Linked DNA regions of Homo sapiens: region 2 is linked to region 1. A link is a loop called in an ENCODE intact Hi-C map of the cell type or tissue named here. Cell type or tissue: PC-9. All regions are shown on one strand. Each heading gives the region's core, and the rest is flanking DNA. Links, peaks and the distances in the headings are about the cores only.

Region 1 (8,335 bases), core at 116-8,115:
AAAGATGTGAAGAAAATAAAACCAGGCCACAGGATGGGGAGCAAAGACCCTTCCGCAGAGATAGCTTTGAGATGCCACCTTTTCTGGAGGTGGCCCATGGGAAAACCTGAGGAATAAGCATTCAAGATAAGGAAGCCGCAAGGTCACTGGCTTCAAGGTGGGGCATCTGGGCATGTCTGAGCAACAGCACGGATACCAGGATAGCTGGAGTGGGAGAGTAGAAGAGGCCAGGGGGACTGTCAGGAGCTGGCCAACCCTATGGGCCACATAAGGATTCGGGTTTTATTCTAAGCATGATATGAGCCATTGGAAAGTGGAAGCAAAGAAATGGCATGACCCAACTGACCTGATTTTTTAAAACTGAGGCTACCTATTGGAATGTGGGGGGGGGGGAAACTGACAGTAGGAGAAACGGCTGCAGTGCTGAGTGGAGAGGCAGGACCTGGAGCACAAGCAGGGGCTGGGTGGGCACCGTGGCTGGGATCGCCACCATCAAGGCAGTAAAGCGCAAGAGCCAGGTTCAGCAGCAGCAGGCAGATGATGCAGAGGAGAGAGCTAAGCGCCTCCAGCGGGGAGTAGAGGGAGCAAGGTGGGCCCGGAACAGGCTGAGGCCAAGGTGGCCTCCTTGAACCATAGGATCCAGCTGGTTGAAAAGGAGCTGGACAGTGCTCAGGCGTGCCTGGCCACTGCTCTGCAAAAGCTGGAAGAAGTGGTAAAAGCTGCTGATTGAGAGTGGGAGAGGTAGGAAGGTTATTGAAAATCGAGCCTTAAAAGATGAAGAAAAGGCTGGGCGCGATGGCTCATGCCTGTAATCCTAGCACTTTGGGAGGCCGAAGTGGGTGGATCACCTGAGGTCAGGAGTTCAAGACCAGCCTGGCCAACACGGTAAAACTACTAAAAATACAAAAATTAGTCGGGTATGGTGGTGCGCACCTGTAATCCCAGCTACCCGGGAGGCTGAGGCAGGAGAATCACTTGAACCCAGAGGGCAAAGGTTGCAGTGAGCTGAGATTGCACCACTGCACTCCAGTGGGTGACAGAGGGAGACTCTGTCTCAAAAAAAAAAAAAAAAAGATGAAACTCCAGGAAATCCAACTCAAAGAAGCTAAGCACATTGCAGAAGATAGGTAGGAAGCATGAAGATGGGGCTCGGCTCATAAGTTGGTGGTTGTTGAAGGAAACTTGGGACGCAGAGAGGAACAACCTGAGCTGGCAGAGTCCTGTGGCTGAGAGATGGAGGAGCAGATCAGATCGATGGACCAGAACCTGAAGTGGCTGAGTGCTGCCGAAGAAAAGGACTCTCAAAAAGAAGACAGATATGAGGAAGCAACTGAGATTCTTACTGATAAACGCAAGGAGGCAGAGACCCGGGCTGAGTTTGCCGAGAGATCGGTAGCCAAGCTGGAAGAGACAATTGATGACTTGGAAGATAAACTGAAATGCACCAAGGAGGAGCACCTCTGTACACAAAGGATGCCAGACCAGACCTGCTTAACTGAATGAGATGCAGAGCACCCCAGTCCCACCTTGCCACTGCTCCTCCCTCTGACCCCAACTCCAACTAGGCCAGCCTGCCCAAAGCTGCCCTTTAACTGAGGGTTGATCTTTAACTGGAAGGCTGCTTTCTCCTTTCACCACCCCTACCTCCCCCACGTGTCTTTTTTGCCAAACTGTCTCTGCCTCTTCCCAGAGATTCCAGCTGCGCTAGAGGCTGAGCACCTTTGGGAACAACATTTAAGCGAATGTGAGTGCAACACATAATGTCTTTAAAAGCATGTTGTGTTGTATACATTTAGTAATTACCTTTTTTGTTGTTTTATAGCAACCATTTGTAAAACATTCCAAATAGTTCCACAGCTCTGAAGCAGCAATCTAATCCCTTTCTCCCTTTTGGAAGGTGACTGTTTAGCTTACTGTATATTGCTTTCTCTAGAAAAAAGGGAAAAAGGTATGAGCCTGCCTTACTGAGAACCAAACAGAGCCCGGGGAAAGACTCCACTCTGGGAAATCATAGCTTTGCACAAAGTACCAGCCAAACCAGAAAGGTGATTCCAGGAGTTAGCCCAAAAACAACAGCAACAAAAAATGTGCTGTTCAGGTTTTCAGCTTTAAGATATCTTTGGACAAAGTTATTTTTACTTTTTTGTTTTTTCATTAGAAGTGACCAAATTAAGCCAGGCGCAGTGGCTCACGCCTGTAATCCCAGCACTTTGGGAGGCTGAGGCAGGCGGATCACTTGAGGTCAGGAGTTCAAGACCAGCCTGGCCAACATGGTGAAACCCTGTCTCTACTAAAAATACAAAAATTAGCCAGGCATGGTGGTGGGCGTCTGCAGTCCCAGCTATTCAGGAGGCTGAGGCAGGAGAATCACTTGAACCTGGGAGGCGGAGGTTGCAGTGAGCCAAGATCGCGCCACTGCACTTCAGCCTGGGCGACACAGCAAGACTCCATCTGGGACAAAAAAAAAAAAAAAAAAGAAGTGACCAAATTAAGACGGTGAGACCTCTGAGACCAAATTTCTGTCCCATCTCCACCCCATTCCCAGCCGCTTACAGAGTGGATCATGTGCCCCTTACATTGAGGTGACCACTTGATTGCTCTCCTGCCTCCTTGAAAGAAAGAAGATTATGTTTTTGCCACTGATTTAGCCACATGAAACTCATCTCATCACCCTTTTCTGGGTTTGAAGCTGCTGTCTCTAAAAGTGCCATGTCATTGTGCTTTGTATCAGTCAGTGAGAAATCTTGAATAGCTTGTGTACAAAACTTTTTAAATGTCATATTATTTTGAAACTTTGCTTCTTTGGGTTTCTGGCACCCTGGCTACCCCCTCTGGCTGTGAGAGCTCTCCACAGTCTGTAGGCTGGCAGGTTGCTGATCTTTTAAAGTTTCTTTCCCTACCTAATCCCCACTTTTTGGTAAAGTTTCTAGGAGGTCTGTTAGGCGTACAAACTGCAGCTTATTGGCTTACAATGTACTCTCCTTTGATGCCTCTTTGACGACAACTGGGAGAAAAAGAAATCAATAGTGCAACTGTTTTGATACTGAAGACTGATGAGTGTCTTTTTGAAATAAAGAACCAGGCCACGCATGATCGCTCATGCCTATAATCTCTGCACTTTGGGAGGCCAAAGCAAGTGGATCACTTGGGGCCAGGAGTTTGAGACCAGCCTGGCCAACATGGTGAAACCCCATCTCTACTAAACAAAATGCAAAGAAATTGGCCAGGCATGGTGGCACATACCTGTAATCCCAGCTACTCAGGAGGCTGAGGCAGGAGAATTGCTTAAACCTGGGAGGCGGAGGTTACAGTGAGCCGAGATTGCACCATTGCCCTCCAGCCTGGGCGATAGAGCAAGACCCTGTCTCAAAAAAAAAAAAAAAAAAAAAAAAGAAAGAAAGAAATTAAGAACCAGTCCCTCCAAAAAAAGACCCAAACAAACAAGCAAACAAACCCTGACTGTACAGCACTGGTGAGGATGTCAAGCAATAAGAACTCTCACACATTGCTGGTGGGAAGGCCAAATAGTTCAACTTCTCCGGAAAACACTTGGCAGTTCCTTACAAAGATAAATATACACTTAACAAACTACCCAGAAATCTCTTTGGCATTTACTCAAGTGAAACAAAAGCCTATGTTGAACCAAAAAACATATGAAAATGTTCATATCAGCTTTAATTATAATCATGAAAAACTGGAAACCCCAAATGTTTCCCCATTGAGGAATGGTTAAACTGTAGTCGAGCTATACAATGTAACCCTATTCAGCAATAAAAAAAAGGATGTCTACCTTAAGTAAACAGGAGAGAGACCTGCTCTCCAGAACAGTTGCCCTCCAGGACAAGCAATTGATACATACAAAAACTTGGATAAACTTCAAATATATTGTGTTACTTAAAACAAAGAGTTTATTTGGGAATAGCAGGAGCGATATGCATGCTCTGGTGAACCACAGGCATATCCAAAGGAGTTTCCTTTTATAGACAAAAGGAAAAGTTCACAAAAGCTGCTTTGAAACAAGGACCATTGGTTACAGGGGCCTCCTGCAATAGTTGGCATCCACTCATTGGTGAAGGCAGCCATTGTTAGTCAAGTGTTCTTGTGCAAGAGGCTTATCTGAAATTTTTGAAATTGTTGTGGTTTTCAGAGAGTCCTTACAATCATTCCAGTCATAGGCATATGTGCACGAGAGCCCTTCCTTCAAGGCCCATGGGCTCCATTTTGTTCGGGGTCAACATAAGTGACTCCATTTTGATTACTGAAAACGTCCACAAGGACCAGCAATGGATACGTGCAAAAATGTGGATGAATCTCAAAGGTATCGTGTTACCTAAAAGAAGCCAAAGCTACTGTGTGATTTCATTTATATGGCATTCTGGAAAAGGCACAACTATGGTGATGAAGAACAGATCAGTGGTTGCCAGGGGATCAGGGTGAAGGGAAGGTTTGGTTACAGAGGGCCCTGGCCACATGACAGAATCTGCTTCTATATCTTGATTGTGATTGTGGTTTCTGATTCTATGCATTTTTCAAGACTCCTAGAACTACACACCAAAAAGAGTGACTCTCCGCTGCATGAAGTGGCTCTTGCCTTTAATCCCAACATTTTGGGAGGCTGAGGTGGGAGGATTGGGATCTCTAGAGCCCAGGAGTTCGAGACCACCCTGGGCAAAATAATGAGACTGCTTCGCTACAAAAAAATAAATTAGTCGGGCATGGTGGTGTGCATCGGTACTCCAGCTACTCAGGAGGCTAAGGTGGAAGCATTGCTTAAGGCTGCAGTGAGCTGTGATCACGCCATTGCACTCCAGCCTGGACAACAGAGCAAGATCCTGTCTCAAAAAAAAAAAAAAAGTGACTCTTACTATCTCCAAGTAAGTTTAAAAATAATTTTTAAATGTAAAAAATAAAAAATAGGTTATACTTTCCTATTGAAAATCAGACCACCTGCAAGTCTGGAGCATTGTTGATTTAGGGCATGCAAGGATGCTGGTCCAGGCCCTCCCAAGCATGAGCTAGCAAAAGTGCTGCACACTCACAGCCTGCTTTTCCTCTGGGCATTACTTTTGCCATAGCCTGCTGATCCCCAGGACAGGGGGACTGGCTTAGCAGCAAACCAAAGACAACGATTCCTGGGCAAGTGATTTATGAAGTGCTCCTAGGAGAAACTGGCAGGAGTGGGGGAAGAAGATAGGAAAGAGAAAAAGCCAAGCAAGAGTGCACTAGCAGATAGCGTCCCAGCCTCAATCTGATCCCACTGGGAGCCGAGGAATGTAAATTACAGCTCGGTTTGTGCCTGGAGGCAAAGGAGCTGGACTCATGCTCTTGTGTATCTGCCCATCTATGGCCAAGGGCCACCCGGCGGGGAAGTAAACTGCAGGCACTTCCAGGTCCTTGTGCTGTGCAGCCAGTGGCTCCAGGAGCCCAAGGGCAATCCTCTGAAGAAAAATCTCACATGGAAGCTGTCAGATGAAAACACCTGGAACCTGGGCAAACAGAAATGCTAAGAGGATCCGAGGGCAGCTGGGTAGAGCTCCAACAGTGCCCGCTCCACCAACTGTGGCTCATCCGCCGGACGTTTACTCCCAAAGCTCCTCCATGGGTCAAACCCAAAGGGCTGGGAAAGGTGGGCCCTGCCCCCAGCTCCTGCAGGAAACAGGAGATCAGGGGCACGAAGTCTTATCAGTAGTTGGATCCAAAGGGATGAAGTGGGAATGAGGTGAGAGGGTCTAAAGTATTTCCTGGAGACAGGCTTGGGGATCCCGGGAGCTTATCCTAACTTAATGCTGACCTCTCGGCCACATGAGGTTCCAGGGAATGAAACAGAGTTAAAGGTGGCAGCATGTGGCTCTTTACCCCAGACATGAAGGCAGTTAACTTGAGACCATAGCCCCCTGTTTATGTTCTAAAAGTTGCACTCATGGAAAGAGTGTACCCACGGGAGCAGGCAAGAGAAGAAAGCTTGAATCCCACGTACTGGTTCATGGACTGGTGCCTGTGCCCATGGTCCCCAGCAAGAATGTCCTGAGGTGGCCAATTATCCGTCGCAAGGAAGGCTGTCCTTTACTTTGGGATTATCTCTAACCTTTAGTTTTGAGGTGCAAGTTACCTATGGTTTCTGAAATGGTGGTGATACTAAATGGGGATCATGTTGTTTGTTTGCTATATATTACCTTTTTTTGGCAAAATAAAACAATAGCAGCTCTGCCTTGGAACATTAAATATGGGATGAAGGAAATTCAACCACCCGTGGAATACAGAATTGGGTACCTCTGGTGAGACGGGGATGTCAGTTTCTCTGCCTCACCTCAAGCTCTGGAGAGGGGCGTCCTGGGAACCACGCGACCTCCCACAGCTACCATTACAGTTGATGGAGCTAGAGATGGTCACCTGACTAGACACAGTGAATTCATTGGTTGATCAACAACCAATTAGAGCCAGGCATGGTGGCTCATACCTGTAATCCCAGAACTTTGGGAGGCCAAGGTGGGCGGATCACTTGAGGTCAGGAGTTCAAGACCAGCCTGGCCAACTAGTTGAAACCCTGTCTCCACTAAAAATACAAAAATTAGCCAGGTATGGTGGCACGCACCTGTAATCCCAGCTACTCAGGAGGCTGAGGCAAGAGAATCACTTGAACCTGGGAGGCAGAGGTTGCAGTGAGCTGAGATTGTGCCACTGTACTCCAGCCTTGGTGACAGAGTAAGACTCCATCTCAAAAAACAAACAAACAAAAACAACAACAACAAAAAATTGGATACTCTCAAAAAAATTTTTTTAAGGTGAGGATTATTCGAGTTGCAAAATCATAGAGATTGGCAGTTCCCCCAAATCCGGTAAGCACACTACTCCCAAATCTGTGTTTTGTAGGTTTGTATGCAAACTCAGGGGCTGACACCCTGTGGGACCCTGTGAAGCAGCCTAGCTTGTAGTCTGCAGAGAGAGGCAGGACAGTGACTTCCAGGGGCACTGAAGGGCAGGGCTGGCATTTGTCCTAAAGCCCCTATGAACTGTGTTTTTCTCTCTTGGTTTCTTCCTTTCTTTTCTTTTCTTTTTCTTTTTCTTCTTTTTCTTTTTTTTCTGAGACAGGATCTTGCTCTGTCACCCAGGCTGGAGTGCAGTGGTGTGATCATAGTTCACTGCAGCCTCGAACTCTTGGGCTCAGGTGATCTTCTTGCCTCAGCCTCTCAAGTAGCTGAGAGTACAATCACACACCACCACACCCAGCTAATTTTTTTTAAAACAATTTTTTTATAGAGACAGGGTCTTGCTATGTTGCCCAGGCTGGTCTTGAACTAGTGGCCGCAAGTAATCCTCCTGCCTCAGCCTTCCAAGGTGCTGAGATTATAGGCATGAGTCACCACATCTGGATCCATCCTGGTTTCTGTGACCTTAGTAAGCCCCTTCATTTTAACCACTGAGTGGGAACCTGTCCCTTGCAACAAGAAAACAAAACAAACCAGCCTAACCAAATTCATCCTAAAGGAAACCAGAGGTGTGAAGATTGTTGAGACACCCAAAATATTTTCAGTGAAAATGTAGGATTTTGCTAACTTAAGAAAAACAAATTTGGCTGGGCATGGTGGCTCACACCTGTAATCCCAGCACTTTGGGAGGCCAAGGCGGGCAGAACACCAGAGGTCGGGAGTTCAACACCAGCCTGGTCAACATGGTGAAACCCCATCACTACTAAAAATACAAAAGTTAGCCGGGCATGGTGGTGGGCACCTGTAATCCCAGCTACTTGGGAGGCTGAGGCAGGAGAATTGCTTGAACCCGGGAGGTGAGGTTGCAGCAAGCTGAGATCACACCACTGCACTCCAGCCTAGGTGACAGAGCCAGACTCTGTCTCAAAAAAAAAAATTAATAAAAACAAATTCACCAACTGGTTTGGCATGTGTTTCCTCTGGGCTCAGGTTCCCAAGCCCATTCTCTGAAGGTCTGGGCTCTGGATGCTCATCTCCCAGTAGCAAAGTCAGGTGGTTCCTCTGTAAAGAGAACCCAGAGCTAATTCAACTTGAAACCAATTATAAATGCTGAGGCCTGGGGATATAGCAGTCAAACAATGTATGTTCTAATTCCAGATCAGACTAGCTGTGTTAACCTCGGGAAAGTTGCTTTACGTCTCTGAGCCTCAGCTTTCTCATCCATAAATGGGACTGATAATCAATCTCCTTCTCAGGGTTGTTATAAGAAGGCTGAAAAGAATCTAGCTTAGGCTTTCATTTAATTGTTTAAGAATTATTTGTTCCTGTTCTGGTCCCCACACTTTAGGAAGGACATGAAAGAATGAAAGCTTTTTCCATGGGTGATGAGGCTGGTGGGGGCACCCAAA
Region 2 (8,335 bases), core at 179-8,178, 110 kb after region 1:
AGAGTGAGACCCTGTCACAAATAAATAAATAAATATTACTGGAGAGGCTACAGCAAGACAAGTTGGTGGAGAAGGATTTGGGGACATGCTTGATGAAGAAGTGGAAGATCATATTGAAGGCCACTGGGAAGTGTTAACAAATGTGGAATTGGAAGAACTTGTCAAGTCATCTACAAAGAAAGAGGAAAATGAAGGAGAAACAGAAACAGAACCAGCAATATGGGTGTTATCAAAATTTGCCGAGTGTTTCAAATTGCACAGACATTAAAGGACAAAATTATGGAATTCAATCCTCAGATAGAACACAGCATTAAAACCACTCGTGTGGTCACCAAAGGATTACAACTTCTGCAGCCACACTTCTATGAATTAAAAAGAAAGAGGCCAGGCATAGTGGCTAACACCTGTAATCCTAGGACTTTGGGAGGCCGAGGTGGGCAGATCACTTGAGGCCCGGAGTTTGAGACCAGCCCGGCCATCGTGGTGAAATCCTGTCTCTACTAAAAATACAAAAATTCACCAGGCATGGTGGCGTGCACCTGTAATCCTAGCTACTTGGGAGGCTAAGGCAGAAGAATTGCTTGAACCCAAGAGGCAGAGGTTGCAGTGAGCCGAGATTGCGCCACTGCACTCCAGCCTGGGCGACAGAGACTCTGTCTCAAAAAAAAAAAAAAAAAAAAGAATTAAATAGAAAGAGATGGCCAGGTGCAGCGGCTCACGCTTGTAATCTCAGCACTTTGGGATGCTGAGGTAGGCGGGTCACTCGAGCTCACAGGTTTGAGACCAGCCTGGGCAACATGGTGAAACCTCATCTCTACAAAAAATGCAAAAAACTAGCTGGGTGTGGTGGCGCACACCTGCAGTCCCAGCTACTCAGGAGGCTGAGGTGGGAGGATCACCTGAGCCCAGGAGGTTGAGGCTGCAGTGAGCCATGATCACACCACTGCACTGAAACCTGGGCAACAGACTGAGATGCTATCTCAGAAAAAGAAAGAAAGAGACAACTTCCAGTAATAATGTTCTTCCAAAAGTTTTTGGCAAAAACGCAATTATCCAAGGACCCCCAATCATTGGTTGACATCGTCTGATCCTGATATCCAACCACTGACATCGTCATAGCTCAATGATCCAGGATCACCCAAAGCAGATGGTCCTCCTGACATCTCAGATGGTCAGTAGTAGCCTAACACTACCTCATAATGCCTGTGTCATTCACCTTACTTCATCTCATCACATAGGGATTTTGACATCACGCATAATCTCAAGAAGAAGGGTGAATACAGTACAGTAAGACATTTTGAGAGAGAGACCACATTCACAAAACTGAATACAGTATATTGTTATAATTGTCCCATTTTATTAATAGTTGTTATTAATCTCTTACTGTGCCTAATTTATAAATTAAACTTTATCATAGATGTATATATATAGAAAAAACACAGTATATATAAAGTTCAGTACTATTTATGTTTTCAGGCATCCACTTGCAGGTACACCTGAGGATAAAGGAGAACTATTGTATTTGAAAAACAACAATAATTAACATTGATGCACATTCTGTGATTGCACCATCGATGCACATTCTGGCATTGTGCAAAGTGCTGTACATATAATATCACATTTGGCCGGGGGCAGTGGCTCACGCCTGTAATCCCAGCACTTTGGGAGGCCAAGGCAGATGGATCATGAGGTCAGGAGTTCGAGACCAGCCTGGCCAACATGGTGAAACCCCGTCTCTACTAAAAATACAAAAATTAGCCAGGCATGGTGGTACGTGCCTGTAATCCCAGTGACTTGGGAGGCTGAGGCAGGAGAATCACTTGAACCCCAGAGGCAGAGTTTGCAGTGAGCTGAGATTGCGCCACTGCACTCCAGCCTGGGTGACAGAGCAAGACTTGGTCTCCAAAAAAAAAGAAAAAAAAACACATTTAATTATCATAAGCAGCCTAGGACAGATAATACTGTTCCTATTTTATAGGGGAGTAAACCAAGATTCAGAGAAATCAAGTGACTGACTGACTAGACCTGTCTTTGCAAATGTTCTTCCCTCTACCTGGAATGCCTTTCTACTCTTCATTCACCTAACAGATCCTTTGAAACCTAGCAGAAGCTAAGGGCCTTGGCACTGAACTTTGATAGCAAAGGTTCAAAACCCAGCCTTGACTACTTACTTGGGCAAGTTATTTCCCCTACTTTCTGTGCCTCCCTTCCTGCAAGTATAAACTGGAGATGATCGTAACAGGACCACCTGAAGCTTATGTGAGATATAGAATGTAAAGTACTTGCTGAGCATAGACTTGGCACCTAGCGGATGCTCAAAAATGTGTATTTTATTCTTAGGTATTCTGTCATCTTTATAGGCAATAAGAATTGAACCAGACTCAGAACTTTCAAAAGTGGCAGAAGCGTTGAGGACTTTTTTGCCTCTGCAATAAACAGACGCAGCTAATTGTGGTACCACATTTCATTGTTTTTCCATTGTCTTTGGTGTCAAGCATCACTTCTCTAGACTCTTAGTGGTGGATAAAAAGGGGGAAAAAATCACTTCTCCATCCATTAGCAGTGAGGCTGCTGTTAGTAGCCAGTAGTTGCCCCAAGCCTACCATTCTAATTTGCTGCTTCCAATCTTTTGCATGTGTTAACCTTGCATGAAAACAAAGAATAGCCGGCGCGGTGGCTCACGCCTGTAATCCCAGCACTTTGGGAGGCCGAGATGGGCGGATCACGAGGTCAGGAGATCGAGACCGTCCTGGCTAACACAGTGAAACCCCGTCTCTACTAAAAATACAAAAAAATTAGCCGGGCGTGGTTGCAGGCTCCTGTAGTCCCAGCTACTCGGGAGGCTGAGGCAGGAGAATGGCCTGAACCCAGGAGGCGGAGCTTGCAGTGAGCCGAGATCTCGCCACCGCACTACAGCCTGGGTGACAGAGCGAGACTCCGTCTCAAAAAAAAAACAAAAACAAAAACAAAGAATAAACCAATTCTAAATGAGGAGCTGAAATGCTCTCCCATGAAGAAAAATACAGCTTCTCAAAGGTATTTTTTATTCCTTCCTGTACTTTTCAAATATGTGAAGTTGCTCAGGATCAGAGTTTCAAATAAATGAGAGCTTAGCTGGACTTTTCCTCTATTAGTTTATATGTGAGTCTTATCTCCTCCCTCAGACTATGATTTACATTTGGACAAAAGCCATGAGTTGGATGTTGTTGTTGTTTTAATCAGCCACAACCTCCAACCCTGCACATACAGGCAGCCATTCCCAGAGGATGGTAGAGTTCATTTCACCCAATTTTGTGGTTGGAATAAGTTTTTCAAATGTGAGAGACATGCTAGAACTGTCAAGAATTCACAGGAGTATTGTTAAACATTAAGTCACATTTGTGTTTGTTCCGTAATTGAGACACTGCAATGTTTTAGCAAAGTAAAAGAGAAAAACAAAGAGGCTTCAGTCAAGCCACCTCATGGGTGCAGCAGCCCCTCCACATCTAAGCAGTCTGCCTCATCACCTCTTATCTAAGTCAAGTTGCTCCCAGGTACATAGGTAGCAAAACACTTGCTGGGTTGGAGCCATTACCCAAAGGATATATGAACAGGAAGATGCTGTGGACCTCACCACCATCAGTTTCATACAGCTGTGTGGTAAACTGAGGGTGATAACAGAGCCCCTCATGTTCTAACTCTGGGAGCCCAGAAAAATATCTTGGGGATATGACAGCAGAAGCCTCAGATTTAATCTTGAGTACTGTATTAGTCTGTTTTCATGCTTCTGATAAAGGCATACCCAAGACTGGGCAATCTACAAAAAGAAAGAGGTTTAATTGGACTTATAGTTCCATATGGCAGGGGAAGCCTCACAATCATGGCAGAAGTCAAGGAAGAGTAAGTCCCGTCTTACATGGATAGCAACGGGCAAAGAGAGAATGAGAGCCAAGAGAAAGGGGTTTCTCCTTATAAAACCACCAGATCTCATGACACTTATTCACTACCACAAGAACAGTATGGGAGAAACCGCTGCCATGATTTAATTATCTCGTACCAGGTCCCTCCCACAACAATGGGAATTATGGGAGATATAATTCAAGATGAGATTTGAGTGGGGACACAGCCAAACTATATCAAGTACCAACTACAAGCAATTAGTGTTGGCCACCTGGACCGCTGGGTTGAAAAGAATTTTGAGGCTGCATCAGAAGTTCTTGTAAAAAAAAGTGCCAAGATTGGCCCGGCATGGCGACTCACACCTGTAATCTCAGCACTTTGGGAGGCCAAGATGGGAAGATTGCTTGAACCCAGGAGTTTGAGACCAGCCTGGGCGACATAGGGACACTCAGTCTCAAGAAATAATTAAAAATTACCTGGGCATGGTGGCACACACCTATGGTCCCAGTTATTCGAGAGGCTGAGGCAGGAGGATCACTTGAGCCCAGGAGGTTGAGGCTGCAGTGAGCTGTGAACATGCAACTGCCCTCCAGCCTGAGTGACAGAGTGAGACACTGTCTCAAAAAAAGAAAAAAAAGTGCTCAAGATGGATTTGTGATGTCTACCCAGGGTATGGGATGGGAAGTGGTGACACATGGGCAAAGTAGCTGCCATCCTGGCTGAGAATTCAGCTGCCATAAATAGAGATTCACAGAGTGGACTGGCTCAATACTGGAGAGCCCTGGGCTTTGCTGGCCTGTATTTTTCTGGTCTCTCAGACAAATGCACAGCCTTTTCAAACTTTGACCAACTCGTATTAACTTATTCAAAACTGTGTGAAAAAGAATGAGCCACTGATACATGCAAGAATTTGGATGACTCACAGATATTATGCTGAGTGAAAGAAACCAGATACAAAAGCTTGTATGACTCCATATATACGAAGCTCAAAAACAGGCAAAACTAATCCATGGTGTTAGGAATCAGAATAATGGTTACCTCCAGGGAGGTACAGACCAGGAAGAGGACCCTTACAAGGTGCTAACAGGTTCAATAGCAGGATCCAGAGGTGTTCACATGGCTGTATACAAATTAATCAGTTTTTATACTTAAGACGATTGCCCTTTATGTATCTTATGTACTTTATTAAACATGTTATATTACAATTTAAAACAACATCTCCAGGCTGGGCATGGTGGCTCATGCCTGTAATCCTAGCACTTTGAGAGGCCGAGGTGGATGGATCACTTGAGCTCAGGAGTTCGAGACCAGCCTGGCCAACATGGTGAAACCCCAAGTCTACTTAAAAAATGCGAAAATGAGCCAAGCATGGTGGTGCACACCTGTAATCCCAGCCACTCAGGAGGCTGAGGCAGGAGAATCACTTGAACCCAGGAAGTGGAGGTTGCAGTGAGCCGAGATCATGCCACTGCACTCCAGCCGGGGCGACATAGCAAGACTCCATCTCAAAAATAAGTAAATAAGTAAATAAATAAATAAATAAATAAATAACATCTCTAGCTGGGCATGGCAGCTCATGCCTGTAATCTCAGCACTTTGGGAAACCAAGGTGGGAGGATTGCTTGAGGCCACAGTTCAACACCATCCTGGGCAACATAGTGAGATCTCTTCTCTAGAAAAAAATTTAAAAATTAGCCAGGCATGGTGGTGCAAGCCTGTAGTCTGGGCTACTTGGGAAGCTGAGGTGGAAAAATTGCTTGGGCCCAGGAGTTCAAAGCTACAGTGAGCTATGATGACGCCAATGCACTCCAGCCTGGGCAACAGAGGGAGACCCTGTCTCAAAAAAGAAACGAACAACAACAACAAAAATACACACACAAAGTATCTCTAATAAGAGCAGCAACAGAAGAATAGTTTTTATTTGCAAAGTGCCTTTGCACACAAAAATCCCATCTTATCTCCATCATCCCTCTAAGCCCCATGAAGTAAGCATTACTATCCACCTCCATTTTACAGTTGAGGAAACTGAGGCCCAAAGAAGTAGGAATTGACTAAAGTCACATGGTTAAAGATACCCAGCCATATATTTGTAACCTTCTTTGAAAACATTAATTATGAAATGAGGCCGGGCACGGTGGCTCACGCCTGTAATCCCAGCACTTTGGGAGGCCGAGATGGGCGGATCACCTGACGACAGGAGTTTGAGACCAGCCTCAACATGGAGAAACCCCATCTCTACTAAAAATACAAAATTAGCCAGGCGTGGTGGTGCATGCCTGTAATCCCAGCTACTCGGGAGGCTGAGGCAGGAGAATTGCTTGAACCTGGGAGGCGGAGGTTGCGGTGAGCCGAGATCACACCATCACACTCCAGTCTGGGCAACAAGAGTGAAACTCTGTCCCAAAAAATCAAAAAAATTATGAAATAAAACCTTAATTATGAAACTTGGTCTCACATAATTATACCAAATTAAATACAGAGGACTTCGCTGATTTTTAGTTGTAAAAAAGAGTTCATCCAACATTCTCTCCTGATTAAACAAAAAACAAACAAACAAAAAAACAAAACCTGAAACACTCAGCCAACTAGGAAGAGGAGAGAACTTCTCAACCTGGTAAAAGGCATCTGTGCAAAACCCACAGCTAACATCACACTTAATGGTGAAGACAAAGGCCGAAAGCTTTCCCCCTAAGATCAGGAATAAGATAAGGATGCCTACTCTCATCACTTCCAATCAACATTGTACTGAAAGTTCTTGCCAGGGCAATTAAGCAAGAAAAATAAATAAAAGGCATCCAGATTGGAAAAGCAGAGGTAAAACTATTTCTATTTGTAGATGACATGATCTCATATAGAGAAAAACCTAAAGAATACACAGAAAGCTATTAGAACTAAAATGAGTTCAGCAAAGTTCAACAATATCAACACACAAAAATCAGTTGTATTTCTGTACATTAGCAACGAGCAATATGAAAATGATATTAAGAATCATTTCCATTTACAATAGCATCAAAAATAATAAAACATTTAGCAATAAATTTAACCACGGAAAGGAAAGGCTTGTCCTCTGAAAAGTACCAAACCTTGTTGAAAGAAATCAAGGAAGACATAAATAAATGGAAACACATTCCATGTCCATGGATTAGAAGACTTAATTGTTAAGACAGCAACACTCTCCAAATTGCTCAACAGATTCAATACAAGTCTTTCAAAATCTGAGCTGCATTTTTTGCAGAAATGGACAAGTTTATCCCACACCTCATATGGAATCGCAAGAGACCCTGAATAGTCAAAACAATATTCAAAAAGAAAAATAAAGTTGAAAGATTCGCATGTCCTGATTTCAAAACTTACTGCAAAGCTACAATAAAGAAGTTTATCGATCAATTGAATAGAGTCAAGAGTACAAAAATAAACCTATACATCTATAGTCAATTGATTTTCAACAAGTGTGCTAAGACCATTAAATGGGGGAAGCATAGTCTTTTCAACAAATGGTGCTAAGACAGCTGGGTATCCAAATGCAAAGGAATGAGGCCAGGCCCTGTGGCTCATGCCTGTAATCCCAGCACGTTGGGAGGCCAAGGCAGGAGGATCGCAGGAGCCCAGGAGTTCAAGACCAGCCTAGGTAACATAGTGACACCCCAGCTATACAAAATAATAATAATAATAAATAAAATTAGCCGGGCATGGTGGTGTGTGCCTGTAGTCTCAGTTACTCAGGAGGCTAAGGTGGAAGGATCACTTGAGCCCAGGAGTTCGAGGCTGCAGTGAGCTGTGATTTCATCACTCTACTCCAGCCTGGGTGACAAAGTGAGACCCTGTCACCCAGGCTGACCCTATATGAAATGTCCAAAATAGTCAAATCCATAGAGATAGAAAGCAGATTAGTGGTTGCCAGGGTCCAGAGAGGGGGAAAAAGGAGAATGACTGCTTAATGGGTACAGGGTTTCTTTTTGGGATGACGAAAATGTTATGTAACTAGATTGTGGCGATGGTTACACAATATTGTGAATGTAATAAAAAAGAGCTGCATTGTATACTTTAGTTAAAATGGTGAGGTTTTTTTTTTTTTTTTTTTGGTAGATGGAGTCTCACTCTGTTGCCCAGGCTGGAGTGGAGTGGTGCAATCTTGGCTCACTGCAACCTCTGCCTCCCAGGTTCAAGCAATTATCCTGCCTCAGCCTCCTGAGTAGCTGAGATTACAGGTATTGCCACCACACCTGGCTAATTTTTTGCATTTTTAGTAGAGATGGGGTTTCCCTATGTTGGCCAGGGTGGTCTCAAACTCCTGACCTCAGGTGATCCGCCCGCCTCAGCATCCCAAAGTCCTGGGATTACAGGCATCAGCCACCGCACCCGACCAAAATGGTGAATTTTATGTCATGTGAATTTTATCTCAATTTTTATTTTTATTGTTTGAGACAAAGAGTCTCGCTTTGTTGCCCAGGCTGGA

Evidence for each region. A loop is a pair of places that touch in the nucleus more often than their neighbours do. Peaks named below come from ENCODE experiments on the same cell type or tissue, not always from the same donor. Only the 100,000 strongest peaks of a DNase experiment are listed, where the experiment ranks them.
Region 2: a loop joins it to region 1, with 13 times the contacts of the local background. A loop is called at or near these places in 11 of 110 quality-filtered maps.

The regions. Positions count from the first base shown.
Region 1 is chr20:33,905,495-33,913,829 of GRCh38, reverse strand. It overlaps the pseudogene TPM3P2. Among named protein-coding and RNA genes, the nearest start is that of RALY, 84 kb to the left of the region's middle. RefSeq lists an enhancer at 5,502-6,003. In PC-9, for the core only: no CTCF peak of the experiment used is centred there; DNase peaks (open chromatin) are centred at 4,089 and 5,319; H3K27ac peaks cover 2,542 bases.
Region 2 is chr20:33,800,497-33,808,831 of GRCh38, reverse strand. All of the region lies in intron 1 of ZNF341-AS1 (ZNF341 antisense RNA 1), which reads left to right. Among named protein-coding and RNA genes, the nearest start is that of ZNF341-AS1, 6.4 kb to the left of the region's middle. In PC-9, for the core only: no CTCF peak of the experiment used is centred there; a DNase peak (open chromatin) is centred at 4,781; H3K27ac peaks cover 1,340 bases.